Linked DNA regions of Homo sapiens: region 2 is linked to region 1. A link is a loop called in an ENCODE intact Hi-C map of the cell type or tissue named here. Cell type or tissue: A673. All regions are shown on one strand. Links, peaks and the distances in the headings refer to the core of each region. The heading gives the core; the rest is flanking DNA.

The links. Hi-C counts contacts between places; a loop is a spot of excess contacts. Peaks named below come from ENCODE experiments on the same cell type or tissue, not always from the same donor. Only the 100,000 strongest peaks of a DNase experiment are listed, where the experiment ranks them.
Region 2: it touches region 1 in a loop (5-fold over the local background); 2 of 110 quality-filtered maps call a loop at or near these places.

What each region holds. Positions count from the first base shown.
Region 1 is chr9:1,985,360-2,001,091 of GRCh38, forward strand. No RefSeq gene overlaps it. Among named protein-coding and RNA genes, the nearest start is that of SMARCA2, 22 kb to the right of the region's middle. In A673, for the core only: no CTCF peak of the experiment used is centred there; a DNase peak (open chromatin) is centred at 9,912; H3K27ac peaks cover 1,224 bases.
Region 2 is chr9:2,040,094-2,055,825 of GRCh38, forward strand. It overlaps SMARCA2 (SWI/SNF related BAF chromatin remodeling complex subunit ATPase 2), which reads left to right. Exons shown (of 34, transcript NM_003070.5): 5 at 7,136-7,391; 6 at 14,504-14,630. Among named protein-coding and RNA genes, the nearest start is that of SMARCA2, 33 kb to the left of the region's middle. RefSeq lists enhancers at 1-215, 3,257-3,486. In A673, for the core only: no CTCF peak of the experiment used is centred there; no DNase peak of the experiment used is centred there.

The DNA of each region.
Region 1 (15,732 bases), core at 5,112-13,111:
AATTACACTCTTTTAGTTTTTTTTTTTGTTTTTTTTTTTTTGTTTTTTTTTTTTTTTTGAGATGGAGTCTTGCTCTGTCGCCCAGGCTGGAGTGCAGTGGCACGATCTCAGCTCACTGCAAGCTCTGCCTCCCGGGTTCACGTCATTCTCCTACCTCAGCCTCCCGAGTAGCTGGGACTACAGGCACCCACCACCATGCCCGGCTAATGTTTTTTTGTATTTTTGTTAGAGATGGGGTTTCACCGTGTTAGCCAGGATGGTCTCGATCTCCTGACCTCATGATCCACCCACCTCGGCCTCCCAAAGTGCTGGGAGTGCAGGCGTGAGCCACCGCGCCTGGCCACTCTTTTAGTTATTTTTAAATGTACAGTTAAATTAGTATTGACTATGATCACCCTACTGTGCTATCAAGTACTAGATCTCACTCATTCTTCTATTTTTTGCTACCCATTAACCATCCCACTCCCCAACCCCAAGTCCGCCACTACCCTTCCCAGCCTCTAGTAAACCATCATTCTGCTCTCTATCTCTATGAGTTCAATTATTTTAATTTTTAACTCCCACAAATAAGTGAGAACGTGTGATGTTTGTCTTTCTGTGCCTGGTTTATTTCACTTAACATAAGGATCTCTGGTTCCATCTATGCTGTTGCAAATGACAAGATTTCATTCTTTTTTATGGTGTAATAGTGCTCTATTGTGTATATGTACCACATTTTCTTTATCTATTTGCCTGTTGATGGACACTTAGGTTGCTTCCGAATTTTGGTTATTGTGAATAGTGCTGCTATAAATGTGGGAATGCAGATATCCCTCCAATATACTCATTTATTTTCTTTTGGGGTATATACCTAGCAATGGGATTGCTGGATCATATGGTAGCTCTATTTTTAGTTTTTTGATGAACCTCCAAACCATTCTCCATAATGGTTGTACTAATTTACATTCTCATCAACAATATATACAAGGATTCGCCTTTCTCCACATCATCACTAGCATTTGTTATTATCTGACTTTTGGATAAAAGCCATTTTAACTGGAATGAGATGATAGCTCATTGTAGTTTTGATTTATTGTGGGCTGTCTCTTCACTTTGTTGATTGTATCCTTTGCTGTGCAGAAGCTTTTTAACTTGATTTGTCCATTTTTGCTTTGGTTGCCAATGCCCATGAGGTATTACTCAATAAATCTTTGCCTAGACCAATGTCCAGGAGAGATTCCCCAATGTTTTCTTTCATTAGATTCATAGTTTGAGGCCTTAGATTTAAATCTTTAATGGATTTTGATTTGATTTTTTTAATATGGTAAGACATAGGGGTCTAGTTTTATTCTTCTGAATATGGATATCCAGTTTTCCCAGCATCATTTATTGAAGAGACTGTCCTTTCCCCCTGTATGTTCTTGCCGCCTTTGTCAAAAAGAAGTTCACTGTAGATATATGAATTTGTTTCTGAGTTCTCCAGTCTGTTCCACTGATCTAGGTGACTGTTTTTATGTCAGTACCATGCTGTTTTGGTTACTATAGCTCTGTAGAGTAATTTGAAGTCAGGTAATGTTATTCCTCCAATCTTGCTCCTTTTGCTGAAGATAGCTTTGGCTATTCTGGGTCTTTTGTGGTTCCATATAAATTTTAAGGTTGTTTTTTCTTTTTCTGTGAAGAATGTCATGAGTATTTTGACAGGAATTGCATTGAATCTGTAGATTCTTTGGACAGTATGGACATTTTGACAATATTGACTCTTCCAATTCATGAAAATGAAGTATCTTTCCATTTTTTGTGTGTCCTTTTTAATTTCTTTCATTGGTGTCTTATAGTTTTCATTGTAGAGAACTTTCACTTCTTTGGTTAATTCCTAGGAATTTAATTTTATTTGTAGCTATTGTAAATGCTACAAATGCTTTCTTGATTTACTTTTTCTTTCTTGATTTTTTTTCAGATTGTTTGCTGTTGGCATATAGAAATGTTACTGATTTTTGTCTGCTGATTTTGTATACTGCAACTTTACTGAATTTATCAGCTCTAATATTTCTTCAATGGAATGTTTAGGTTTTTCCAAATATACGATCACGTTATCTGCAAACAGAGATAATTTGACTTCTCTTTAGGGTAGAGTTTTAGATGTTAAACTGTGGTAGGGACAAGATCCCCCCAAAAGTGAATAAAGACGGACAGTAAGACACTGACATTTAAAAGGAGGGCAAACAAACAGAAACCAACCAAGGCACTGGATGAGGAGCAGCCAGTGAGGAAGGAGGTAAGCCAGGTGAAAGAGAAAATAGACAAAGCCAGAGCTCCAAGAATGGAAGAAGAGTCAGAATAATAACAACACTTATTCCATTGGGTTAGAAGGTGAAGCAAGACTGTCTCTGCAGTGATACGGGTAGAGCCAGGTTAGAATGGATCAGAGTGAGTGGATGATGTGGAATCATAGATAGCAAATTTAGGTTGCACTTTCTAAAAAAATTAGTTATCAAAGGAAGAGGCATGAGGGTGCTAAATAAATGGGTTACTAAAGGGGTTTCTTCCTTAATGAAAAGGATGAACATATTCTTAGCTAATGGAGAATAACCAATGGGACACAGAAGTTAAGAAAAGAACACTGATAATGCAAATTTCCTAAGGAGACAAGGTAGAATAATTTCCATCGCACCAGTGGATGGGCTGGTCTTTGATAGGAAAATTGTGTTTTGCTAGAAATGAGGACAAAGAAAAACTGGATGCAGACACAGGTGGGCTTATGGGTGAATGGACAGGGAAATGAAAGAAGCTGCTCCTGATAGCTGAGAGTCCCTAAATTAGAAGCAGGGTCATCCCAAAAAAGAGAAGATTGAGAGTTTTGAAGAGTGGAGAAAGTTTAGAACAGCAGCTGAGGGAAATGGGAGAAGCACATGTAATAGGACTGCTGAGTGACATTGAAGGCACAACTGAGATTAGTTTCACTCCAGATTTATGATCTCCATCCTATATGGTTATGATTTTTCTTTTTCCTTCAGCACAGCAGTGCTCAAGGAATGTTTACAGCTAAGGAGGCTCCATGGAGGATTGCCTGAAGGACATGAAGTCCATCCATCTCTCCAGATAGTTTAGATTATATCTCAAGATCAAGGTAAACCATCAAACTAAATACTTGAGCCATATTGTTTTGGCCCCTTTTACTATTACTCACTTTTACTGAATTGCATTTTGGCATGGGGCCTTGGCTCACATTGAGGGGCCCAACAAGAAACAGCCATAGCCCTCTCAGCCTTGTTAGCATCATGGAGCCTGTTCAAAAGGACAGGCACTGGCCTCGGTACCATTTATGTTCCATTCATGAGGGCACAAAGAGCCATTTCTTTTTTTTTTTTTTTTTTGAGACGGAGTCTTGCTCTGTCGCCCAGGCTGGAGTGCAGTGGTGTGATCTCAGCTCACTGCAACCTCTGCTTCCCGGGTTCAAGTGATTCTCCTGCCTCAGCCTCCTGAGTAGCTGGGACTACAGGTGCGTGCCACCACGCCTGGCTAATGTTTTGTATTTTTAGTAGAGACGGGGTTTCACCATGTTAGCCAGGATGGTCTCGATCTCATGATCCACCCACCTCGGCCTCCAAAGTGCTGGGATTACAGGCATGAGCCACCGTGTCCGGCCCAGAGCCATTTCTTTTAGACCCAAATGCCAGGAAACAATTGGTTTTGCGTGAGCAATGGCAATGTGTTTGCTTGTTTGTATGGTCTTGAAGCCAGAATGCATGGTTTCAAATTCAGCATCCATCATCTATTAGTTGGTTGATCTTGAGCCTGTTAACTTCTCTATGCTTCAGTTTCTTCATCTATAAATTAGCAAAAATAACAGTACCTGCTCCATATGGATGCAGTGAGAATTAAATGACACAATCAGTGTAAAACTGTTTAGCATTATGTCTGGAAAATCATAAGTCCTTAATACATATTAGTTATTATTATTATCTTACAACTGATATTTTTTGTTTTATTTTTGTGTTTTGCCTTCATCTTCAGTGTGGTGTGCCTTTGCATGTATTAGTTTCCCTCTGGTTTCCACTTAATATTATTTTCCATTTGTTCTTTAACTACACTTCACTTATTTTTCATCTGATATTCACCTGGCATGGTTTGGGAATGAGGCTGAATATAACAAAGTAAACAAAAGATCTTAAACCAGTCAATAACTATAAAGATTATTCTGTCTATTTTTGTCCTAGAAATAGTTTCAAAGATAGTAAAATGAACTTTCTTATACCACATTTGTATATGGAAATGAAAGTTTCCTTGAAGTCCATTTCACTTGATATTGACATTTCTTACAATCACTCTTGATCAGGCCCCTACAGGGACTCGGCCCTGACTCAGTATTTGCTCAAATACTTCTCACTGTGAATAAATAACATGTTACTTTAATTGGAGAGAGGGACAGATTATTGTAGCTTGAGAAGTAGCCAAATTTTGCAGGGGAATGAGGGCTGGATTTGAGGGTCAACGAACCTAGGTGTAGACACCAACTCTGCCACCAGCTCTTTGCCATTGGAACTCTCTGGCCTCAGTTCTTTTATCTGCTAAGTAGGGTTAACAATATTGATCTCACAGTGTGATTGTGAGAAATAAAGAAGAGGTTCTGCAAAAATAGTTGAATCTGCATCCAGTGCAGGCAGTAGCATTCAAGCAATCATTCACATTTGTACTTGAAAAATAAGGCCAAATGGCCAGGCGCGGTGGCTCACGCCTGATGCCTGCAATCCCAGCACTTTGGGAGGCCAAGGCGGGCGGGTCACAAGGTCAAGAGATCAAGACCATCCTGGCCAACATGGTAAAAACCCATCTTTACTAAAAATACAAAGATTAGCTGGGCATGGTGGTGCATGCCTATAGTCCCAGCTGCTTGGGAGGCTGAGGTAGGAGAATCACTTGAACCCAGGAGGCAGAGGCTGCAGTGAGCTGAGATCACACCACTGCACTCCAGCCTGGGCAACAGAGAGAGATTCCGTCTCAAAAAAAAAAAAAAAAAAAAGAAAAAAGAAAGAAAAATAGGGCCAAATGATTCAGTCTTCTTAACTGTGTTCAAAGGCAACTTGAACATACTTAACTTATTGAGCTATTTGAAATATGGATAGCAGCCATTTAGGAATATTTAGTCAAAAGTCAATTTAAAAAAAGCTTTAATTCCCTTTTAAGAATATTCAGGAAATTTCATCTTGGTATCAGATTATCAGCTTGGCCTGCAATGTCACAGGAGAAACAAGCAAAATATCCCAGATTGCATTCTCTGCTTTTAACTAAATAAATAATTGGAAAAACCCCTGATATACAAATAAGTCTGCTTTATTTCCTGGCAGACTTGTTTTGTTTTTCTTATTGTTATTGTTGCTGGTTTTGTTGCTGCATAAACCAGTAAGCACACGCAGATGAAAGGAAGCCTTTGTTTTGTTTTAACTGAAGGTACGTGGGCATGGGATGGCTTATCCCAGGTGTTAACAGCAAAAGGGTTTAGGCCAATTCTTTAAGGAAATAGAAGCACTTACTTTCCTAAACCCCTCCCACCTTTCAGGACCGAAGTTGAAAACCAGACAATGTTGTGTTGGTGGGCCACTCCCTGCCGCCCCACAGAACACCCAGAGAAATCAGTGCTGGATAGCAAAAAAAGAGCCCAGCTACAATGGTTGGTCTTCAAAGGGGTTCATTTATTATATTGCTCAGTGCCCCACAGAGTTGCTCCAAGCTCATAACTGCCACTGATTTCAAAGAGAGCTCTGAACTTGCATACGCTCCACAAGGCACGGCGCAGGATGAGAAATAGGCTGAGTGGCTTTAAGCCATGTTCAGACATTTTTTAATGTTCATAAATGTCTTTGGCACCATCACTTTCACATAGAAACCCACTTACCTCCTACCGCAAAGTGTGAAATAAAGCCACTTTCAAGCCTGGGTAGGGGATGGTCTGGAAATTGAGCTAAATCTTAAAACTGCATGAAGACTGAAAATAGGATTCACAAACTGGAGCTCAGCTCTCACCAAACCCTTTCCAAGGTCGGGTCACTGTGACACTCTGCTCTGTTAGATACCATCAGTGCTACCCTTGAAGGGTTAACACAGGGAACCGTGGTCATCTCAGTAGCTTCCAAATGACCCTGGGATGAAACTGAATGCCCTTAGCTCTAACACATCAAAAAATAGGTGGTCTACTGAAGGAGGGAAGCACTGTCTCAATTGAGGCTTGATTGGGATTCACCTGACACAGCCCTGGGAAATCTCGAGTTAGGGATTGGCATTTCTTACCACACTTCTCTGCCTTTGGAGATGCTGAAGGTTACCCAGGGTGTTTGTGGGAGATGAGGACCATCAGAGGTGCTCTCTCTCCCTGAATGCCTGCAGAAAGATTAGCCATCTTTCCCAGTTTTATTCCTGTGGTTGTCTGGTCACCAAGACAAGAGAAAAAGAGATCCCTTAGATACTCAGCAGTCGCTTTGTATACTCCAGGAAGCTCTCTGGTAAGTAAGTCTCCAGAGAGCCCCTTGCATGGCTCCATGAGCACCTTGCTTTTGGAAGAGGCACAGAAAAAAAAATGTGTCCTATTCATGTTCACTGCTAAATAAACATTAATTAAGTCTTGGGCCATATATTATATTGATTCCCATCTTTACTGAAAACAGAAAGTTATTTATTTGAGAGAAAAGTAGTTAACTGATTTCCAGAATTCCAGGGATGCGCTCTGGAAAAACGAAACCACACAGTCCCTTCTCTAAAGGTCTTTAATAAAATGTTGCTAAAGCATTTATCTACTATAAATCCTATCTATTTATTCCTTTAACAGATATTTACTAAGCACCTGCTATGCGCAGATGCAATTCCAATTGCTGGGATACAGTGGTGAACAGGGCAAAAAAAATTCCCTGCTCTCTGAGTTTGTGTCTGACTGGGGAAGACAGATGATTACAAAATAAGTAAGAAAACTTCAGAGTTTCTGACAAGTGCTAGGGAGAACATGAGCAGGAGTGAGGGCTCATGTCAGGACAGGGTGAAAGAGGGTGCAATTTGAGACTGGGTGATGTGGTGAGGTATCATTTGAATAAAGGATCCTGAGGGGAATTTATCTTTAAATGCTTGTCTTTTTTCGGTTAGTGTAAATATTAGTAGAAAGTGACTGAGGATTACCTCTGAAGTCTTTTTGAAACTTAGAAGGTAAAGCCAGCTTGCCAAAAATGATGAGAAGACAATGTAGCCCTGCTCTTGGATCCTGGTACCACTTGCCTGTGCAGTGGCACAATCATGAAGTTGAGTTCCATGGAAAAAGGAAGGGTACTTGGTATCATGTTGTGCACACAGTGAGTGCTCAGTAACTGCTGTTCACTCGTAGATAAGGTCCGTGGTCTTGGATTCAGATCTAAAAGTAATGTTTTTGACAAAAATACTTTCTCCATATTTTTGTATCTCTTCCAGGGGTCTTTGAGTAGATATAGCATACCAGCAGTCCCCAACCCGTTTGGCACCAGGGACCAACGAGTTTTGTGGAAGACAGTTTTTCCATGGACCGGGATGGCAGGGTGGGGATGGTTTCGGGATGAAACTGTTCCACCTCAGATCATCCAGCATTGGTTAGATTCTCATAAGGAGTGAACAACCTAGATCCCTCACATGTGCAGTTCACAATAGGGTTTGCACTCCTATGGGAATCTAATGCCGCTGCTGATCCTACAGGAAGTGGTGCTCAGGTGGTAATGCTTGCTCACCTGCAGCTCCCCTCCTGATGTGCAGCCTGGTTCCTAACAGGCCACCGACCAGTACTGGTTCGTGACCTGGGGACTGGGGACCCCTGATAGAGACAGATGAGACATCACAGATAGTTTCTGGAATTTATCAAGCCATATCTATCCACAATACCATCCCTAAATTCCCCCATCATCGATGTAAATATCTTTAATCTGTCTTTATTTATGACTGTCCTCAAATATTCAATGTAATATGTTAATGGGCTGTCTTCATTTCTTCTATCACATTCCCTTTTCTCTAAGAGGAGACATCCATCTGTACCATTAAACACTGTGCATTTTTATCCTCTCACCCTTCCTTCCTCCTTCCCTTTATCCCGCCTTTTCTTCTTTCCAATATCTATGTTGTACAAAGCATGGTATATTCCATAGGCCCCATCTTAACTGCACTAAAAAATTAATTATTGAACAGGTACTGCTAGAAGCACTGAAAAGAAGAGCATGGAAAGTGACTCAAGGTGAAGGGAGGATATATCATTTCCTTCTGTCTTTTGTCACCATTGTTGAGATGGCAGCTACTACCCATCATATTTGCTAAAGGGGAATAGTGATTACCAAACTCCTCCTGGTTTTAAGGGTGAAGTTAAAGTAACTGGGATAAAATAAAATAAATTAATTATTGAACAGGTACTGCTAGAAGCACTGAAAAGAAGAATGAAAGGATGTGAAAGTCAGTAGTGTTACATATGAGAGAAAATACATATTAGAGAAAATATGTAACTCTACTGACTTTCACATCCTTTCATTCTAAGTCGAATACCGTATGTGAATACTGCTATTAATGGCATTCCCTTCTATCTGTTGTACCCAAGAGTCTACAGGTCCTTTTTACATGTATAATATCTCATATAATCCTCTAAATCTTTGTTTCTCAAATGTGGTCCTCAAACCAGCAGCACTAGCATTTCCTGGGAGTTATTGGAAATGCAGAATCTCAGGCTCCGCTGCAAGCCTCCTGAACCAGATTGCATTACAACAAGGTCTTCAGGTGCTTTGTGCACACATAGAAGTTTGATAATCTCGGCTTCCAGTCAACCTGAAAGGCAATTAAAAATTCCCTTTCACGTTTTACAGATTAAACACACACACACAAAAAACTCAGTTTCAGAGATGTTTAATTAGCAAGTAGGTAACAGGACGTGGAGTCAAAGGCCAATATTCTTTCCACCACCCTATGCCCCCTCTTTGGATGCTACTAGAAAAAAACTACCGCATACCTCCTTTGGGGTCTGACGTCACTGAGGCCAGTATTTCGTAAGTAGCATTTACACAATAATTATAGCCTGATATTGTCCCCTGGTGGTAAGTAGGCCGATGCTAATCTCTTGCTGGATCATACATTCCTTATATAGGCTATTCTTGTCACCTGTTGCCTAAAAGGCCTCAGGTTAATTACATGAAACAAGTTTCATATTTAGAATGTTATCCAGTTTTCTGTAATTACTTACCAAAGAACATTTCACTGGTTAACAGTTTTTGAGGTTTCCATTGCAAATTTTCTTTCCTAAGCAGACTTTTAAGTGATCTATCTGACCACCTTAAAATGAAAGGGAAAGGCAACTAACGTGTCACACGCATTTCCTTGTGTACCAAGCTTGGTGCTTTGTATGTGTTGTCTCTTGATCTTTACAGAGACTTATCCATTTTACAGATGTGGAAGTCGAGATTCAAAGATGACACAGGTAGCAATGCTGGCCATGAAGCTAAAGTGTCATACCGTGCTGGCCTCTTCCTAAAAGTGAGTCTTGCCTGAATTAGCATGGAAAGTGACTCAAGGTGAAGGGAGGATATATCGTTTCCTTCTGTCTTTTGTCACCATTGTTGAGATGGCAGCTACTACCCATCATATTTGCTAAAGGGGAAAAGTGACTACCAAACTCCTCCTGGTTTTAAAGGTGAAGTTAAGTAACTGGGATAAAGTAAAAACAGAGAGGAACCAACTAGAAGGATACAAACTGAGTATGCAGAATCACCCAAAAAGGATTAATCAGCAGAGGAATGTTGCTGGCTAATATTCTTTGAGAATTCCATATCAACACCATATACATTGGCTAAAATCCAGACATATAATCTAAGCAAGGCCCTCTAAACTGGTGAGTTTTAAATTCCTTATGTTTAACAGAGAAGCAGCAGGAGGCCGCCTTATTCTTTAAGAAAGAGGAGGAATGAATAGATTCCTCAAGCTGATAGAGCTGAGAAAGGCATCTCCTAGGCTCTTGCATCACTTATGTTAATATGCAGGTCCTCAGAACTGCAGCTTTCTCATGAACATTGTACTGGAAAGTTCTCCTGTTACTCTCTGGGAATCTGCAGACAGTTCATGTGGAAGTCTCTCTCCCAGTCTGAAAGAATTAAATAGAATATTATAATTACTCAGAGTTTAATATATGCTACAACTGTTTTTGCCGGCTTGGCGTTTAAAGATGCAAATGTTCCAATCGCTTCTAGAAACATGACATTATAAAAGGGACTACCGTAATTAGGAATAAAAACTGTTCAGTCCTCATTAACCAGAAAAGCAGTTTCTAAACCCAGGGAGGCTCTACTTTTATTCCAAGAAAAGTCAGGAAGATGGCGCCGCAAGAGCCTAATAATGATTTTGGGTCAACTTGTGCTCACTGCAGTTGACTAGGATCCATGTGAAATGATTTTTAAAAGGCAATGAACAACAAATACTTCTAACAGAAGAAAACTAATCAGAGAAAAGCCTGAAGAATAATCTTAAGCACACTCTTCTTTAAAGTTTCACTATTATTTTATTCTTGATTGCCCAAATTCATTCAGCCTTAATGCATTGTTAAAGAGCCTGTCCTATTAGCCAAGGATGTTATGGTAACTGGTTGTAAGGCTACTGTTCTCCTCGTTACAACATCTGACTAGAAAAGTGCTTTCTTAATTGAGGCTGAGAGTGATAATTCCCTGGTGACTCAAAATAGTTAAGGAGTGTGTATAAAACTGAGCACAGGCTAGTCTCGAAGATGATGGCAGCCTTTACTTTGGTTCTTTAATCTCCGCATCCATTTCTGTCCTGCCAGAACTGTCTACACTGAGGCCTCACTGTGGCATTAGTCACGGTAAGAGCCAAATGTGTTCTTAGCCTGTGCCTTTTTAATACCTGTCGAAGGGAATTTGGTCACTGAAATCACAAGTGAGCCATGTTATAAGGTGTTTAACTGTGAGGCAGTCTCCCACACAGGAGGAAGGCAAGAACATTTGGAAGGAATGTGATTTATTTATGTTTTCTGCACAGGTACTTGTGACGTGTCTGCTTCTGAGAAAAGCAACGTCCGTAGATTGCAGATAGATAGCACATTATCTAGCCCTCATTCTTTCTTTTAGCTGAAGTTCTTATCACCTATGTTTCAAAACCTAATTAAGCGATGGTTCATTCATAACTAAAGGATGCTGGACAGGAACTAGGCTCCAGTCTCTTCTTTGTCAATAACGAGCGCTGTGGCTCTCAGCAAACTAGCTCTCCAGTGGGACTCTGTTGCTTTGTCTTGTAATAATAACAGTTCTATTTATTAAAGTTTTTCTCTGCAGTAGGGGCTTTAATAAGCACTTTAACTAGATTATTTCATTTAAACCTCATAATAACCCAATGGGTAGGTTCTATTTTAGCCTCCGTTCGGCAGATGAGGGAGTTGAGGCATAGAAAGCTGAAGAGTTTGTCCAAAGTGACACGACTTGGACATGAAAGAGCCAGGATTTGGTTACGTTTCTGCTGAACCTAGAGACTGCATGTTTATCTTATTGCCAGAATACTCCACCCAAGAATTTGTGGGGCAGGGAGATTTTCCTGCCCCACAAATTCTTAATTGTACTTAGAAATGAGTTGGCTTCACTCATGTAGCATGTCTATGCTGCCATATGTAATTTGATTTTTTTAATTTTTTTAATTTTTCTTCTTGTTTTCCCAACCAGAGTAAAATGTCCAGATGAGTTAGTGGAAAGACTACTTCCTATAGGATAATGAGTGAGGTTATCTGCCCTTATAAATTCCTTCCTTTATAAATAGAGATAATAATGCCTGGCTTATAGTGTTTTGATGCTTTAAGTACAAAATGGCTATAAGATGGATAGCAGCACTATATAAAGAGAATTTGTTTCTCGTATTTTAAAATATCAGCTCTCTTGGGAAAGACTCCTTCTTAAACAATGTATTTGCCAGGTCATGTCGTGTTGTGAGATGCTAAAGTAGAAGCATTGATCATTACTTTGTGGTTTTTCAATTTAGAAAATAATTCTTAAACACGCTCTTATTTATCTTTGCACTATTAATTAACGTAACAGGAAGAACAGTTTAATGGTGAATGTGAAACCTTTATTGAGTATCTAAATTTGTCCTAGATGTTAGCTTATTGAATTTTCACCATTGCTCTATGAGAAAAATGTGAGAAAACCGAGACTCAGAGATGTTAGGTAACTTCCACAGGACATACAGCTTTTTGTTGAGAACTGGCACTGAGTCAGAGTTTTATTTCTCTCCAGAGACCAGTTTCCACCATGTCATATTGAAGATAGGAATATTCTTTAAGATTTTTGTGCTTAAATATCTGTGTGTGTATTGTTCATGTACCATTTTACTAAAATATGCAACTGAATAGCCAACATTTTCATCATAAATATTATGATGATAAAATATTATAACTTAAAATCATAAAAGTACATATTGGAAAAGACCTTAAAATCAGCAAGCTCAACAAGTGATTCATTGCTTTTCCAGCTGGTGCTTGGACATTGCCTGCGATGTAGAACTCACTGCCTCAGGGACAAACAATTTCATCTTTAACATTTACAGAGTATTACCACTAGACTGTCCATCAGGGATCTCAAATGTAACATGTTCAATACTTAATTCGTAAAGTTGTTTCATAATTTTGTTTCTAGTTAATTGAGGAGCTGGGCTTACCAGAAAAGAGCAGGCAGTAATGAGGATAACATTATTCCATCAATAATTAACCACAGATTATATTTTAAGCATTCATTTTTATTTTATTACTAAGGCCAAAGAAAGAGGTCAGTAAAAATTGTTACCTTATCTCCTTGGGATTTTCCAAGATCACCTTGTTAGAGCTTAATGCTCCATTTATGTTAGAAGACAATTGCGTCAGTCAGAGTTCCAAGCAAAAAGCAGCTGGTACATTCAAAAGGGTTTGAGGCATGTTAATGAAGGGACATTTACAAAGGTGTGGGCAGAGTTCAGGGAAATTAACAGAGTAGTTGTTCACCACTGCAAGCATTTCAAGGATATCAATGGTGGAGAACCATCAGCAGCTGTAGGCATGAGAGAGTGAGAAAGGAGCAGGTATCAGAACCCAGGGCAAGTGATGATACAAAATGACACCCCATCCCCTGCCTCCAGAAAAACTGTGGCCTCGGGAGGAGGCATGCTGCCTGGAAGCTCAACCAGGAGAACAGATACCCTGACCCCACTGTCTCCACCACCCGCAGAGCTCCTGTTGGTGGCTGAGTTCTCGCTGCTACTAATTGGAAGACAGAAGACAAGATTCCTTAGTAACACAGCCCAGGACACAGTATTACATGTCGTCCAATACATTACCTGAGTCTTTTCTCTTCCTACTCCTCTCTGGACACTTATCCCTACCATATTCTCCCATTTCTATCTCCCAAATCAGCAACAGGAAGGCTAACTAGTTTGAAAGTAGCCTTAGATAATGAAGAGAAATAATAATCCTACAGATCTAGGAGGTTTTGCCATGTGACAATGTTAGCATGTATCTCTTGGATTGAACAAATTAATTCTAAAAGAAATTTTACGACCTTTCTTCCATATTTTTGTATCATAATTAGCAGACCAAACTGGCTGATATGCATGTATAAATTTTATACGCATACCAATGTGTATTAGAGACTATTTAGTGTTCACACATCAAATAAACTTTTTTCTTTTGCTCTGATTCCTTTCTGAGACTTATCTAACTATTCGTTGTTAAAGCCTTTATTAAGCTTTAAACACTGGTAATGTAAGTTCTAATCTCTGAATTACTAGCCTAATTGCTTTATCCCTATCCTCAATATCTTCAAAGCCTTGCCTTTTGGGAATTATGTCTTGACTAAAAGTTCTCTGAGACTAAAATTTTCTGAGCAAGCAGTCTCAGAACCAGATTTTCCAATGGGATCTGTTTACATCATTGAAGATGAGAGGTCTGATGAACAGAATTTATATCAGATAAGCCACGTACATTGTGAGAAAAAAGGACATCCTTTATTTTATTGTAGAACCCTTGAGATGGAGTTGACACAACTTGAAAGACAAGTTCAAATAAACTTTTGGACCCATTTTTCTTGAATGTTGATGTGACAGTCTCTTCATAGGTGTTTTGAGCTTGAGATAGCTTTTCAATTCATTTAAATCACATATTGGTTTACCCCACTGTGCACATTACAACAGATCTGACAGTGAAACATCAGTTAAAACCGACACACCTTGGTGATAAGAATGACAGATTTTTATGCGCATGAGCAGAATGAGGGCAATGTTTTGTCTTAAAAAACAGCTAAGGCATCAGCAAGTTAGGCAGTGAGGTCTTCAGAGTTTCCTAATTCTCTAACATGTGTTTATTTTTACCCCTTGATGTTAGCAGTGTGGCAGGTACACTGAGAAATAAGCCTTTTAAAGTCATATACTTTATTCAAGTATTTATTGAACCTCTTCTTTGAGGCAAACGTGGCAACAGAGGTGGGACATGAAATTGGAAATAAAACATCATCCCTCTCCTTAAAGAACTGGTAGTTTAGATAGGTGACAGTGTCACAACAAAATGAGGGGAACTTCTGGAAGCAGAATGTTGTCAGAGACTCTGTTCCAATGGCGTCTTTTTATTTGTTTAGTGCCATAGCCACTAAGCAGGCAAGGACCCATGAGACAGTAGGTGAGAAGGTACTGGGGTTATACATGTGCCATGGGCTTAGCAAATCACGACTATTGTGACTACCAATTGGTCCTGTCTCAGAAGTAGTATTACATGCATCTCATTCTCCCATCCTCATGATACTGTGTGGTCCGGATCCTCATTAGTTCTCAGGTTGAGCAGTTGCAACTGACCGCTATCCAGCTTCCTGGTTTAATACTCAAGATTACCTTCTATTTACTCTTCTTAAATCTATTCTCTGCCACCCCTGGAATAATCTTTGTAAAATGTGAATCTGGTAGTCACATTTCCCTTTTTAAATGGCTTTACAATTTCCCATGTCCACCAAGATAAAGTCCGAACTTGCCAATGAGCTCCACGGTGATCTGATTCCTATAGACTGCTCCAACACCTTCCCATGGCCTTTCCATGGATCCTGCCATAGTGACCTAAGGGTTCACCAAACTCAACTTCTGCTTCATGCTTTAATGCCTCCATGTCTCTGTGCATGGTGTTGGTCTGCCTGGGCCAGACTTCCCCTTTCCTTTTTTAACTGTACTCCTGTTCTAGAGGTCTAGCTCAAGTTCTCCCCATCTCTATCACCACCTCTCAAAAACACCATCATCTATTCCTGCAAACGCTTCCTAACTTCTACTTCACTCCCCATCCACTCTTGCCCCTTCCAGTCCATTCTTGACTGCTAGGATAAAGATAACCATTATCCATCCCTACTCCTATCACCCATAGGATAAAGAGCAATATCCTTATCAGGGCCTATGTAGGAGGCCCTACCAGGCCCTGCTTGTCTCTCCAGCCTCATCTCCTCTTTGTGCAGCTTGCTCCAACCACAACTACCTTATATTGCATGTCCTTGAATGCCCTTGAATGTCATATTTCCTCTGCCATAGGCTTTGCACATGCTGATCTCTCTTCTCAGATTGCTTGCCCACCTCTCCTACCCATTCCACAGATCTCAGCTCAAAAATTGCTCCGAGAGGCCGGGCGCGGTGGCTCACGCCTGTAATCCCAGCACTTTGGGAGGCCGAGGCGGGCGGATCACGAGGTCAGGAGATCGAGACCATCCCGGCTAAAACGGTGAAACC
Region 2 (15,732 bases), core at 4,144-12,143, 54 kb after region 1:
GTTTCTTAACCTTAAAAGGTGGTTGTGCAAGCTGGAGACCCAGGGAAAAAGCACCTGTGATTTTGCGTTCTCTTTGAAGCGGTTCAAGGTTTCTTGGAAGCCCATCCACACACACAAGGTTAAGAACCTCTGGACTTAGTGCATTTCATCCCCAGAACTCACTGCTCAGATCAGCCCCACTAGAGCCATTTTATAATTTGTTGATTTGTTTATTTCTATCCCTTTTTGTTATGAAGAACATCTGGAGAGGCTTACAAGAAGCATGCCTGTTGTAAAATAATTATGAGTAGCAAAATCAGCAACAAGGGAAAATAGAAAAAAAAGTAAGAAATTGAGGCAAGAAAGTAGGGCTGCAAAAGTTCTCATAGTTGCTGTATTTGCTTCAAAGATGACTTGAGTTTCTTGACAATCAGAGCCAAAAGGAGACAAAGTCCTGTATCTAAGTCTCGCCCTTTGGAAGGAAGTTCCTTACCAGTTTCTCAGAAAAAGCCATTTCTAGCATGAGAGTATAGAGTTGATTTCCCAGGTGAGATTATTTTTTAAATTATTATCATCATCATTATTGTAAGAGGCACTGCATGACAGAAACATCAATAGCATTTGTTCATAATAGACTAACAGATTCAACATGGCCTATTTCTTATACACCTTGGGATGAAGTCTGAAGCTATGACATTATACAATGGGTAGAAATGATACAATCCTTTGCATGGCCTCTTGGTCTTCTGTCTTGATCCCATTGATAGACTTCAGAGGTGCAGGGGACTGTGAAGTGATCTTCCATGAAGGTTGTTTTCTCTAGGAAGCGTTTTGTTAAAGAACTGGAAAAGCAGAGATTGTATGGGTCTACTCTAATGAAAACTTTGGATTCTAGGGAATGAGGTACTTCCTTGACGTTGATACCATTTCCTCTGAGTGGTTTCCATTCATTTAGGCAAGTTCTGACATGCAGGTTGTTGCAAACAGCTAGTTTGGGATATTGGTACTGTTCCTGGGTTTTGGGCCTTATACCATGGGAGAGAGTTCAGATTAGTATTTTTTCATTAATATTCTGCCTATTGAGTTTGTATACGTTTATTTTCTGGTAGAGGCAGCTCCAAGAGTAGGCCTACCTAAGAGATATCCTCATCTTATTAATTGTTATAGCCTTAAGAATGGATGTCTTAGTAAGTCTGAGCTGCTGTAATGAAAGGTCATTGACTGGGTGGCTTAAAAACAGCAAATTTATTTCTTACAGCTCTGAATGCTGGGAATTCCAACCTCAAAACACCAGCAGATTCAGTGTCTGGTGAGGGCCTGCTTCCTGATTCATAGATGGCTTCCTTCTCACTGTGTCCTCACATGGCAGAAGAGACAAGGCAGCTCTCTGGAGCCTCTTTTACAAGGGCATGAATCCCAATTATGAGGACTCTACTCTCATGAAATAGTCACCTCCCAAAGACCCCACCTTCTAATACCATCTCCCTGGGAATTAGGATTTTAACATATGAATTTTGAGGGGACCATAAACTTTCAGACCATGGCAGTGGGTTTTAAAAGGGCAAGAAAGTATCATTTCATCTCCAGAATTTCTGTGTGGCTACCATGGAGGCATTTGGTAGGTGGAGGATCATAGAGAACTGAGATTTGGGAACAGGAAAGGTTATACAAGAAACTATGCAGAAAATGGCAGTTTGAATCCTAAAAGTATTTAGAGGTTTTAAAACTGCAAAACTCCAGCTCTTGAGAATGCAGCCAGATAGAAGAAAAAAGCACGTATGTATATGTGTGTGTGGCTTATCCTCCCTGAGTGCCTGCTGGCCTACTCATGTGCCATTCTCAGTGATAAGTCCTTTGCATGTGTCACACAACTAATGATGGAGAGTCGGGATTCAGACCCCAGGAATTTGACTTAAGATCTCATGTTCTTAACCACTTTCCCATACTGGCTCCTTCATGGCAAAAAGGCTCATGACAAGGAAAAAAACCTATCACAAAGTCTGTGTACCAAGATGCAAGCATTGTACTTCTGTGTGTAAAGAGACAGTATCTGCACACCTTACTTAGATCCTTTTCCCTCTTACTCTGAGACACAATATCAACAAAATTGGTAATCTTTATATCCCATGTCTCAGTATGTGAAGAGTATTAACTAGGAGAATTTCAAGTAGAGGCCAGCTGGTAACTACCAGCTACATGAAAGGCTGATGGAGAGGAGGGATCAGAACTTGAACTCCCAAAAGGTAGTAGTCTGGGATGATGTGTTCTGGGTATGATCTGCTATACCTCACAGTTGGTCCTGGGATATCATCTTGTCACAGACATCACCAAGCATTGGTATTTTTAAGAACGAGCTAGACTCAGTAATAAAAGATTCGAAGATATCAGTTAAGAATGTAGGAAGCAGAATGATTTGTTTGAGAAACCTTTTTCATCCAAGGTTAAAATAATGTAACTGAACACAGTAGTAAAATTTAAAGGATGAAGTTCCATTTATCTGGATACCTGTACACAATAAATGCTTCATGTCCTAATCAACCCAATCCTGAGTGCCTTTTCTGGATCATTTTCAGGAGAGGGCTCTATTTTTTTTTTTTTTTTAACCTGGCTCCGGTACCTACATCTTTCGTCATCAGGTGCCTGTCATTAAAGGGAATTCACTTTATTACTCACTGCTCATGTCTTTTTAAATTTTCAATAGTCGGAGCTTCATTAGAAATGACAATATTTGGGCAGGTAGGGTTTTATGGAAGAGTGGAAAGGAGACGTGAATGAAGGAGGAAAGAAGATATCTCCTTCAAATAGAATGAGCCCATTTCTGTCACTGAGAGGGCACTGCCATTTGACAGCATTGCTGAACTTGTCCCCACATCTCAGGTTTCATTAGAGAAACAGATAACTTTACTTGCCAAAAATAATTTTTTTTTTAGATTGGCTTTTAGAAAAGATAAAATAAGGCATGATTTTCTTGTTAAAGTTCATATTAGTCTATTTATTGTTTATCTCCTTTTTATAAAATAAATTACTTTTAAACACCCCTGCTAATATTTCAGGATATTATTCACTTACGTAGAGGTAGTTGTGTTCCCATTTTGCTTCTGTTCCATTTCCTGGTGTTATTCATGTGTGAAGAGAATCTTTTTGGCTGGGTTGGCCTGCCTCAAAGCTGCTCCAAACTTATAATTCACCAAAAGTGACATCATCCCAGCCACCACCAAAGAATTATGATTGGAGTCGAGGCATTGCCCATGGAACACATAACTCTGCAGTGGTTTCCCCTACAAAATGTCAGCCACTCTTACGATGGAATGTGCCCTTGCCTGCTGTGGGCACCGCTCAAATCTAACCCATCATTTTTCTTTTCATTTTGATTCACTTTTCCTTTCAGAGATTCAAACAAAAAGAAAAATGGGAACTGAAAAAATTTGGGGTTTTTGAGGGGTGAGGGAGAGACCTTATGGTAGAAAATAAAGTGTTTTTTTTGATATCTGAAATTTTATATGCTCAATTTAAATGTTTTATTGCGTTTGTTTTTTCCAACCTGTGGAAACCCCTTAAATTCTTACTGAATGCATAGATCTTTTATTTGCATGAATGTCCTGTATGCCGGAAGACTAAGTGGGAGCACTGAATGCTTTGAAGTTCTGTGCCTGTGAGACTTGGGTATTTTAATACATTGTTACCCTATTGCATCAAATCACGCCTAGGGATGCATTCAATAAAGACTGCCCCCTCCCCGCTTAGCTGCGCTGGGACTCCCTTCTGGAGGGCCAGAGTTTCTACTTTGTTTCTACTTTGACTCCTAAAATGAGGACTGAAGGGAAAGCAGATGGCATTTTGTACCTCTGACAATGAAGCCTAAATTGTTTACGTTGGAGAGGGAGTGGGAGATAAGCTAAAGAATGTGATTTGTCTTCCATTTGAAGATACCAGGGAAAAGTCTTGTCAAGTAGCAGGCCACCGGTGTCTAGTGTAGAGGAGACGATTTCTGTCGATAGAGAGCAAAGCCAGCCAGGCAAACGAACCCGTAAGCCGCCTGAGGGACAGACAGGCATAAAACCTAATGAATGGGTAGGTAGACTTTGGGCAAGGCTAATTGCAGCAAGCTGTGTTCAGTTCCCCGGCCTCTGTTAAGTAGTCATTTTTATACAATCTGTCGGAGGGAAGAGGAAATAGACCCACACGGTAAATGAACTTGTGGTGTTTAGCTAGGAAGTGGAGTTTGCTCTAAGTAGCTCTGGTAGCAGACTCCAGGGAGCACATGGCAGGCGGACTCATCTGAGTATCTGTGCTGAGGAGTTGTGTTAAACTGTTGAAACACTTAGAAATTGCTATAGAAAAAGAGTACTCCCAAAGTTGCCAGCTAATATGGTACCGAATTTCCTGAAAGACCTTTCTTTTGCCATGTGGTTTTTCTATAAAGCTGAGTCAATTAGGCTTCTTTATCTCCCTGTCCTTGGCAATAAAACGACAAAAGCCGAGGGTTGAACAGGTAGACACTGTTATCTCACTGAATCTTCACCGCTGCCCTATGAGGTGGCTATTGTTACTCTCCCCATTCTATAGATGAGGACACTGAGCCACAGATTGGTTGAGTAACTTGCTCAGGCTCACACAACTAGCAGGTGATAACAGCTGAGGTGAAAGAACATTTTTTCTGGGAAGATACAGGGTGTTTAAAGGTACCTGTTTAGTGCACAGCAAGTTGCAGTACTTTTAAATTGGAGACTGGAATATGTAAGTAGATGTTTGAATCTCTCTCTGTCTTTCAGTGTTACAGGTGAATCAACAAAATTAGAATATCTTTCTATTTAGTGACTGAAGAAGGCGGTCCATGCATATATCAGATCTAGTTTGGAGTCACAGACTAGATTCTGGACCAGAGATGAAAGATATGCTTTGGGTACCTCTTTTTGATTAAATGTAGTTTTTAAAATAGTGACTTGACTATACCTCAAGGAGTCTTCATAATCTTCTGCATGGGTATTTATAGGCAATAATGCTAAAGAAGACAGTGCCAGTACAAGTGAAATGATAACATGATTGCAGTGTTACGGCTTTTGTTGATGAATTATTTGAACTGGGAGGAAAAACACTTTGAGAACTAAATTTAAAGTAATTCTTCCGATATTATCAGTAAGACCTAAAGATGGTTGCTTTTAGAGGACCTAAATGTATTAAATTCCTGATTTAGCATGCTTATAGCAAGGCTTCAAATATGTTTAATTCTACCAGCTTCTTGAGCTTCTTAAGGAGAGTCATAGAATCATAGGGAATTAAAATGAATGTTAGAAATCTGTATCTCCTCTGACTTGACTGGATCACACCTAGAGCAACCCAAATGAAAAATGTACCTTGTTTTAAAGCTCTCCAGGGAAAAATATTCTAAAACTTCCCCTGATAACTTACTCCAATGCATAGTAACCCTGAGACTTAATATTTACAAATTGGTTTCTTATATATGGATGAAAGGAACTCTAAATGTATCGTATTATAAAAGGTATGCATTACATAAAGGACCTTTTATACAGGAAAAAAAGTATTTAGATGAAAAAACTTCTTAATTATGGAGGTACATCTACAATACCTAAAATTAAAAATAAAATGAAGTGCATTTTCCTCCTAAGATTTTCTCATCAACCCCGAGAACCACTGCTGGAAATTACCTGAAGAAGAAATCTTACCTTGCTCTGTATCTTTAGGAAATGTTTTACCTAATTTTAGAAGGAGGGGAAAAGAACGATAACATCACAGACACACACACACACACACACACACACACACACGACACAAACACAGGCACACACTGTAGTTTCCTAAGCAGTTTGTTCTAATTCTTCACATCCCCCTGTCAAAATGTTTGCTTATAGCTTTCTTTGTATTGTCATTTAAGCCCATTTCTAATTGGTGATTGTTGGAAATTGAATAAATGTGTTCAGTTTTTCATAATGTATGTCGTTGTATGGTTAATTATTAAATCGCTCTGAAGTATGTAGACTATTATTTTTGTTACCATTTAATAGCTATTTTTTCTTAGAAAGGATTTAGAAAAAATTGGAAAAATGCTCTGGACTTTAACATCTGCTTACTGAGATTCTTTTAAAAAAATTTAACTCATCTGGTAGCATCACTAAAATTATAATTTTAAGGCAACTGAAAATTCATCTAGGAGAAGAAATGGAACACTTAAAAATTTAAGTCTGTACCTAGTAATTAACTTAAACTCCTGAAGTTCAATGCGGAAAATTATTTTAAATTAACTTAATCAATGCACTTTGACAAGCTTTCAGATTACATATTGTTTTATTCTGGTAACATGGGATAATGCTCCCTTGAATCCTAATATTTGCCAATTTTTATTAGGTGGAATGAGCAGATTTTTTTTGGCTAACAATGAATGTTTTAAGAAGTGTTTTCTAATATGTAGTAAGAAAAAATTTAAGTTCCCAGACTTCACTGATTAAACCTGAAATATGCTTTATAGGCCTTAAAAGAAAAAGTGTGTGCTCCTTGTAGTTCACATCAGAAGACTGATAAACTCGTTGCTCTGTTTGTAAAGCATGGGTTCTGACAGCAGGGCTCTTCCAGATTGCGATAGAGGTCTGTCCTAAAAGGGCTTCAGATTGGGATAGAGGTCTGTCCTAAAAGGGCTTGAGGTGCAATTTGCAAGATGTGATTTTAGGACCATACCCAAATTGCATCTGACTGTTGGGTGACTCCCTTTCTTTTCTGAACTCTCAATGCACCTGTAATTAAAAAAAGAAAAAGAAAGAAACCCATTGCAGAGCTACATTAAAAGCTGGCAGTAGTTTCCTTAATCAATTGTATTAAGTCACCGTCATTTTGGGATCATTTGCACCCGTGTTCGTTAGTGAATGCCATTTCCCGATGGGGATAGATGCCAGATTCTTTTTTCTTTCTGTGTCTTTTTCCTTCTCCGTTTTCTTTTTCCTTTTACCCCGTTCCCTGTCTTGCCCTCCTCTCCCTCCCTCCTCTTCCTTCTTGCCCTCCTTTTTTTTTTTTTCCTTCTCTTCCCTCAGGTGTTTAAGACACTTAATGGTCCCCAGCACTGGGCCCCGGGGGGCGGCGGGCAGGCCGGGTGTGGCCCGCGGGGCGCCGTCCCGCCCGAGCTGCCCATGTCGCTCTTGTCCCGCAGGCCCGGGGCCGGAGCTGAGCGGCCCGAGCACCCCGCAGAAGCTGCCGGTGCCCGCGCCCGGCGGCCGGCCCTCGCCCGCGCCCCCCGCAGCCGCGCAGCCGCCCGCGGCCGCAGTGCCCGGGCCCTCAGTGCCGCAGCCGGCCCCGGGGCAGCCCTCGCCCGTCCTCCAGCTGCAGCAGAAGCAGAGCCGCATCAGCCCCATCCAGAAACCGCAAGGCCTGGACCCCGTGGAAATTCTGCAAGAGCGGGAATACAGGTAACGCACCCCGCCAGCAAGGGGCCCCCTGCGGTGTGCTAGCACCTGCCGCCCAAGCCGAGGGGGGTGAGGCGCCTGCCTCCTTGGTTGGCCAAACTGTGATTTTCACCCGTGCGGTCGGAAAACTTTCATCCACTCCTGGGGCCTTCCCGGTGCTGAGGGGAGGCACCGGGGTTTTGAAGATCAAAAGCCGACGGGGACTTCCTGTGGACCCGAGAGAGTGATCATCTCACACTGCGACTGTGGAATACACTGTCCGTGTTTGTGCTTGTGCGGTTCGGTGATGACGGAGGGGCTGGGACGCTGAGTGTGTTGCGCTGGCCTGATTTTCATGTTAACTGTACGTTTCTACTAAAGCATCCTTCGGTAGCTTGGTATAATCTTTGTTTTAATTCACGTGTGTCTATGCAGTGATCCAGCCTTATGGGTATACCCTGTGCGAGTGTCTTTATACAAGGTCTATACTTAAATCATTAGTCCAGAAGCTTAATTTTTACCTGATTCAGCCATTTAGCAGAATCAGGGGTTTTGGTAAACTCTTCCTGTAAAGAGCCAGATAGTCAATGTTTTATGCACTCTGGGGCCATACCGTCTCTGTCACAACTCACCTCTACCCTTGCAGTGTGAAAACAGCTGCAGACAATAATGGGCTGGCTGCCTTTCGGTAAACTTTACAAAAACAGGCTGGAGGCAGAATTTGGCCTGCAGGCTGTGTTTACGAGACCCCTGATGTAAATGGTTAATGTCAACCCAAAAGGGAGTCCGGCAAGTATTAAGTCAAGATAAAATGAAGCTAAGGTTGTGGATTCTGGAGTCTGCCAGAAAGCATACTGTGTCATCAGTAACTTCTTACCGTGGCGAAGTTATGTCTCTTTTCTGTGACTCAGTTTCCTCCTAGGCTAAAAGAAGATACCTCTCATAGTGTTGGGAAGATAAAATGATACTGAAACATTCAATAAATAATACCTATTATTATTTCCCAAAGACTTTAATTTTAAGGAAAATTAGAGTTTAAAAATTATAGAGAATGTTGGTAAACAGTGTCTGGGCTTCCTTTTAAAAGGTTACCTTAATCTTTATTGAAAAGCACATCACTCATTTCTTATCAGACTAAAATACTAAGTTACCAGCCTAGAGAGGTAATCTGAAAGAAATCAGAATAACTTGCCATTAGATGTGTTTATTTTTTTGGATGAAGAATATAACTTTATTCTCATCACTATTAATAATCATCTGTTAAGAGATTTTATATTGCTATTTCCACCATTTCATGTATTCCCAGAGAGCTAGATACTCATTGTCAATTGATATTTCAGTGCTGATAGGCAGATTCTGCTGGGTGAATAATTGCTGTGTGTTATAAAGTCAAATACTAGCATATTCCTCTATTCATGTGCAATAGACTAATGTGCAGTACATTCTGTATGTTACTGTTGAGTTTTTAAAAAGCTAAAAGTATTGGAAAAAGTCAGTAATAGAATAGAGAAATACAATGTGGATGCTCTAAAATTCTGACTTCCTAAGAGCTGATATTTTTTTTCCTACCCTAGGAAAGGAAAAAGCTCTGTACAAGCTCCCTAGTTAAAACATTTTTTTTTTCCATTTGAATTACCAGTACCTTTGTTAAACTATGTGAACTACCCTTAGAAGAGAGATGCTTTCTATAGCTAGAAATTTTTACATATGTCTAGACTTCTTTCCCTTATTCAGCCTGGTATGTGTGTGTGCACAAGTGTGTTTTAACTTTTTATTTTGCTAACTCCTAAATGTTCTTAATCATTTTTTCTGGAATTTTCATTGCAGGACTTTCTTGTAATAAGTTTATTTTAGGAACTTTTTTGGAGATTACCTTAGTGGATGGTCTTCCAAAGTGCACAGTATTAAGTAGTACTATTTGGCCTATTCCAATGTGTAAAAAGCTTTTGTTCTGCCCTCCTATGTCAATAAAAAATGCTGTCAGTATCTTTTAAATTACATGCATTACAAAATGTGGAGAATGGCAATTTTTCATAGTATTATTATTGCTTTATAAATGCCTACTCTTTTGTAAAGCCATGTGGCTTTTGAAACGACTGATCTGGACAACCCTGAATCCAGAAAGGTCATGGGTCCTTTGGTCTGAATTTTCTCATGGCCACCTGGAGAAGAAGCACAGTTTGGTGGTGACAGCATTATGGGGCATGTTTTGTATTCTTTGGTTACAGAGCAATAGCTCTCTTCTGCCTATTTGAAGGTAAGTTGTTCAACTGCAGAGATTAAATTTATCCCTTAAAAGGGTTAAATGAAGTCCCTTAGGCACTTGCAAAAGACAACAAATGAACCATTTTTTTTCTTCTTTTGACCCTTTGTGACAGAATGGCTTACCAGCCTTTAGCATTGATAACTGTTAGGATCCAGTTCATCTTTATCATCCGATCAAAGATTAGAGAGGGGTCTAAAAAACCTCTTTTACAATTTGATAAACTTAGTTTCAGCAAAAATCATCTGTCAGAAATTCTTGAACAGATGTTAATTTCTTTGGGTCTTGTAATATCATTTACCTTGTCTATGAAATTTGACAGGAAGTTTTCAGCATCTTAAATTTTTTTAACGTTTAAGTCAGTTGGCTGCTTTTCCTTGTTCATCATAAAATCAGAACGTTGACAAATTGACCTTCTTTTTCATTCATAGCATAAATAAATGTCTGCCTATGAGCACTTTGCTGCAGCTCTGTACAAGCTCTCTAGTTCAAACATTTTTCCCACTTAAATTGGATCCTTTCTTTTTGACCATCTTTCTCTTATAATGGAACTTTATTACTTCCATAGTAAGTGTCAGAGAGATGTTTCCCTGTACTGCTTTTTTTTTTTCTTTTTTTTCTTTTTGGCACACTTTTGATGCCTTCTCATTGTGCCTAACTTCGCTTTCTTCTATTTAGAGTTAGATGTCTGATCAAAAGTACCTCAGGAATCATCACATTGGCATGTAAACTAATTCCACACATGTTTGCCTGGAAGATGTATTTCACACTTGAAGGGGTTTATTTGGGAAGAACATGTCTGAATTATATCAGCCCTCTTCGGAATAAAGTCAGACTTTAGTATGAAAAGAGCGGTATATCCTCTTTGTGTCAGGAAGCAGGCATAGGCTGCTTACCTGTGATTTTTTTTTTTTTTTGACCTGCCCTTGTCGCCATTGCAATCCTGAAAATTCCTTCTCAAAAATTACCAGTAGCTGCTTTACCAGCAGAGTTACAAAAAGTCACACACGCTCTCTTTTTAAAGTGTCACTCAGCTCCTTGAAGGAACAAAATGTACCAGTGTCATTTTCTGTTCAGATAACTCTCCTACAGGAATCATAAACTTCTCCTCTGGACCTGAACAAGTATCTGTTGCATTTAATGCAACTCTTTTTCTTGCCAGAACAGTAACCCCTCGTGATTTACTGTTCAATCTGTATGAAAAACCTGTGTGACCTAATTCTGCATCAATTTTCTGTACTCGTGAGGACGCTAAATGAGTCCCCTGCAGTTATGCAGTATTACATCTTGTTGTTGTTTGGGGAAGTTTAGAATCCTGAATCTCTTTATCGGACTACCTGCTGAATCTCACTGATGGGGAGATGAAATTGTCTGGAGAGGAACATTATTTAAAATGAAGATTTCTATTAACAACAACAACATCAACAAAGATATAATCTTCTGTGTTAAAGAAGCCCCTCCTGTACCTTTGCTTCTTCCCCACCATGTGCTGAATCAAATGCATATAATTTTACTATGGAGTCTACCTTTCCTCTTCTCCTAGAGTTTGCGCTTTGTACTTCTTGCCTCCCTTCCAGAAAAGGGATTCTTTTGTGCCAGGGAATCAGATTCACTGACAAATAACTGGGCTCCTTGGAGAAGGAGTCATTTCAGGGAGAGGTGCACCCCCCTCGCTCCCACTCTCTCTCTCCAGTGCCTAAGTCACACAGTGCCCCATCTCCCCGGGGTTCCCACCCCCCATCTCCTCATTTCCGCTCCACTTCCCTGCTTCCCACCTCCCAGTTCAATGTGATGTAATCTCTACCCTATCACCCCAGTTATCTGACGATTACTTATTTAGTCCTAGTTCCATGGTTGTTTGGAAGATTAAGTAGGAATTCCTCTAATTTGGCATCTGACCCACTTTGTCAAAGAGAGTAAATCAGAATACCAAGGGATAGTTTGAGTTCTAGGATATTCAAATAAGAAAGATCTGCAAGGAATCTAGAACCAAGGATGCGGAATAACCAAATCATTGGCCATGGGCTCACGCCACTATAATACTTAATTTTCCTTTGGTATGGCCTTAACCTGTGAAAGTAAAGTTGTCTCAGTTTTATTTTTTCCCTTTAAATTATATATTTCAAAAAAAATCAATAGTGGATTTTTTTCTTTACATCTTAATTGTTAAGATGCATCATCTGTTGCTGTATCCAGAGATTTGGGGCTACATAGATGTTGTAGAAAATGAGTAAATGAAGTAGATGTCTGTTTCATATAGTGAAAATTAAAAACCACGGTAATAATCTCACGAGTATCACTAGTACAAGGAATGTGGAAGAAAGTTGGGAGAATTTGAACAATTTTGCCAAAAGAGTAAAATGATGAGTTTATTATTGTTGCATGAAATACAAAACTTTCAGTCTTTTGAATGATTAAACCACTTAAAAATGCTATTGTTTGTGTTGGTATGCATAGTTAATAGCACGGGCCAGGCATGGTGGCTCATGCCTGTAATCCCAGCACTTCGGGAGGCCGATGCCTGCGGATCACCTGAGGTCAGGAGTTTGAGACCAGCCTGGCCAACATGGCAAAACCCCGTCTCTACTAAAAATACAAAAATTAGCTGGGCGTGGTGGCACGTGCCTATAGCCCCAGCTACATGGGAGGCTGAGAGGCAGGAGAATCGCTTGAACCTGGGAGGCGGAGGTTGCAGTGAGCAGAGATAGTGCCACTGCACTCCAGCCTGGCCGACAGAGCGAGACTCCATCTCAAACAAACAAAGAAAAAACAATAACGACAGCACGGTAGCAGTGATAATATTAACACATTATGATGACAAATCATTTAATAAATTAGAACGAATAACGTGCGTATAGCAAATAAAACAAGAATCAGTCTTAGATACTATTTTTAGTGAAGTCCCTGAAAAATAGTTTTCCTTACCACCATTTTTAAATTTTTAAAAATGATGACATTTTATTTCCCTTCCAAACTAAGCAACTGTAGGTTTTTTAAAAAATCACTCATTTTGATATTTGGGCTATATGAAGTATTAGATCTTCTACAGCATTTAGGTCCAGGAGGTTTCACTTTTTCACGTTAATGAAAATGATGGCTGTCGTCATCAGCATCTTGGCAAGGAAGACAAATGGTCTGGTTGCCTTAGGACAGAACCAGAAGTTAGAAAGAAAAAAGTCTGTCCTCCCAGCTCTGTACTCTGGCAACATCATCATGTTTGGAAAAAACTGTAATATTCATTTTTTAAGACAATTTCGACTTTTATTTTAGATTGAGGGGATTCATGAATAGGTTTCTTAACATGGGTATGTTGCATGATGCTGAGGTTTGGGGTGCAGTTGATCCCATCATTCAGCTAATGAGCATAGTACCTAAAAGTTTTTCATCCCTTCCTGCGCTCCCTCCCTCCCCCGTCTAGTAGTCCCCAGTGTGTATTGTTGCCATCTTTATGTCCATGAATACCCAGTGTTTAGCTGCCACTTAAAAGTGAGAACATGCGGTATTTGGTTTTCTGTTCCGGCATTAATTTGCTTAGGATAATGGCCTCCAGCTGCATCCATGTTGCTGCAAAGGACATGATTTGGTTCTTTTTTATGGCTGTGCATAATTTTTAACAGAATTCTTAATTTTCAGCTTTTATAGTTGAGGTCCAGGAAGGTTCTCGGAAAGTGTATCTTAATTATCTATCATTTTATTGCAGTGGTTTTGGTATCAGGCAAATTGAGGTTCCAATCTTGGCCCCCTTCTTTACTAGCTCTGTGGTATCTCCAGGTGTCTTCAGTTTTCCTCATCAGCAAAATGGGACCATTATAACTTTTACCTTACAGAGGCGTGTCTGTGTGTGTAAGAGAGAGACAATTAAATAACATTGTACATTAAAGGCACTTAGTGCTGTTAATATTAGCCTACTTTAACTTATTACTTATTATTATTCTTTCTTTGTTGAAATCTAGTTCAGTACAGTTTGCCTCAGATTTAGGGGATGTAGTTCTAAAAATAGTCTTAAATGGCATATAATTATTTTGTCAGAATAGGATTCAGGTGAACTCTAAAACCAGCAGTTTATATATCTAACAGTAATAGTATCCCAAGTGAATGGCTAAAGTCAGAGGTCTTTTATTTTCTACTCTGCCTTTATTATGAAGAAGTACATGCAGTTATATTTTTGATGGTGTGTAAAACGAGAATCCTCAACATCCTTTTCTAGAAACTCTTGGTTTTTGAGTACTATTTACTGCTGGCCCTGATTTTTTTAAAACAGCCTCATTTGTATTTTCTTTTCTCAAGCAAGCTCTGCTCACAGAGGAAGTGGTTGTGGCTGGCAGAGCGCTTTCTGAATGTTTAGGGTTGGCTGATTTCTGTGGCATCAGCACCTAAAACTGTTCTTGCTCACTGCGCTTTAATGGCTGTCGTCATCAGCATCTTGGCAAAGAAGACAAATGGTCTGGTTGCCTTAGGACAGAACTAGAAGTTCGGAAGAAAAAAGTCTGTGCTCTCAGCTCTGCATTCTGTCTGGCTGGGAGTTAGAAAGCTTGTCAATTGGTTCTGTCTCTTATATTCTCTCTCTGCTAAGAGTGAGCAAGGACATTTGACTTCCCCACTAGATGCAGGGTGAACCTTCTTTCCCTAGTGTTAGATAGAGGTTATGGAGGAAGCCACATTGTTAAGTAACATATACCTGTCTGCATTAATGCAAAGGTAGCTTTTCTCTGCTTAACATCAAAAATTCTAGTTGGGTGTTAGAGATCAACTATCAGTATCTGGAATATGTTTTGCCCCGGACTTAAACCTAATGTCATTGTTTATCATTTAAGATTAAATTGTAATGTGTTTTTCCCCTGCCCCCTTTTCCCCATTTTATTGTTTCCTTTAGACTTCAGGCCCGCATAGCTCATAGGATACAAGAACTGGAAAATCTGCCTGGCTCTTTGCCACCAGATTTAAGAACCAAAGCAACCGTGGAACTAAAAGCACTTCGGTTACTCAATTTCCAGCGTCAGGTAATACATTTTCCCCAGTGAATCTGAGATGTAGGAAATAAATGTAATTGTTCCTAAAGTGTTATCTGTGTTGCCTTTAGTCTATTCAATATTGTTACAAAGATATAAAGATATAAATATAGTAAAATAGTGAATCTTTTAGACCAACAGCTTACAACTAAAAATGATGAAGATGAACTGCTTATTATTCTGGTTTTCTCTTCTGTATATGGGAAAGAGTTTTTCCTCCTGTACTATGGGTTACAAAGTCAGAGTTATGGCGTTTTGTTACCATGGATGAAAAACCTTGGGAACAAGTGGGGTAGCTCATGTTTGCTTTTATGACTCCAAGGAAAAACCAGAAGGTAGTGGATTGGAGCTTCTTTGTAAGCACAGATGTAAAGTGCTTGCCACGACTGTGAAAATAATTTTAACAAATATGGTAGCCACGCTACTGAATTAGTGGTTCATCATTTATAGAAATACATAAAGCAATGTCTTATAGCTTATTTATTCACCGATGTCTAAGTTTGGAGTGTTTGATCACATCAGGCTCATGTATTGACTAATCAGTAAATTATCTGCTCTTGTAGTTTACAGCAGTTATTAAAAGCCAGTATAATGACCTATTTTCTGATTTCTAAATTAGTAAGAGACAAGTGGAATGAGTTAGAGCTAATTTTCACTTTGGCGAGTTTTGCCTTGTGGACTGAAAAGGTTCAAGTTTGCTAGTCCGCAGATTGCCTCACTAACCCAAAGGGGATAAGGAACGTTTCATTGTTAGTCAGATGGGTTTGTTTTGTTAAAGTCTGGAACATGCGAAATGAATAATTAATGAGTCAAAGTAGTTTGGAAGTATTGACTTGGTTTGTTGGAGGATGTGACTAAAATCACAGGCCACTCCAGTTGCTATTGTGGTAGGAATTTGGGTGTATATTTGCCTTACCGGCTATAATCTCACAGATGGACATTAGTGGTGGGTAGGTGCTACTTGGCTCTTGGTTTGTGAGAGTAGATTTCAGCTTAAATTTTAAAAAGAAAAGGGAAAATTCTCTGAGTTCTGTTTACTTCTTTCTTATTGGTGACCTCATAAGATGAATTAATAAAGTGCTGGATAAAATCT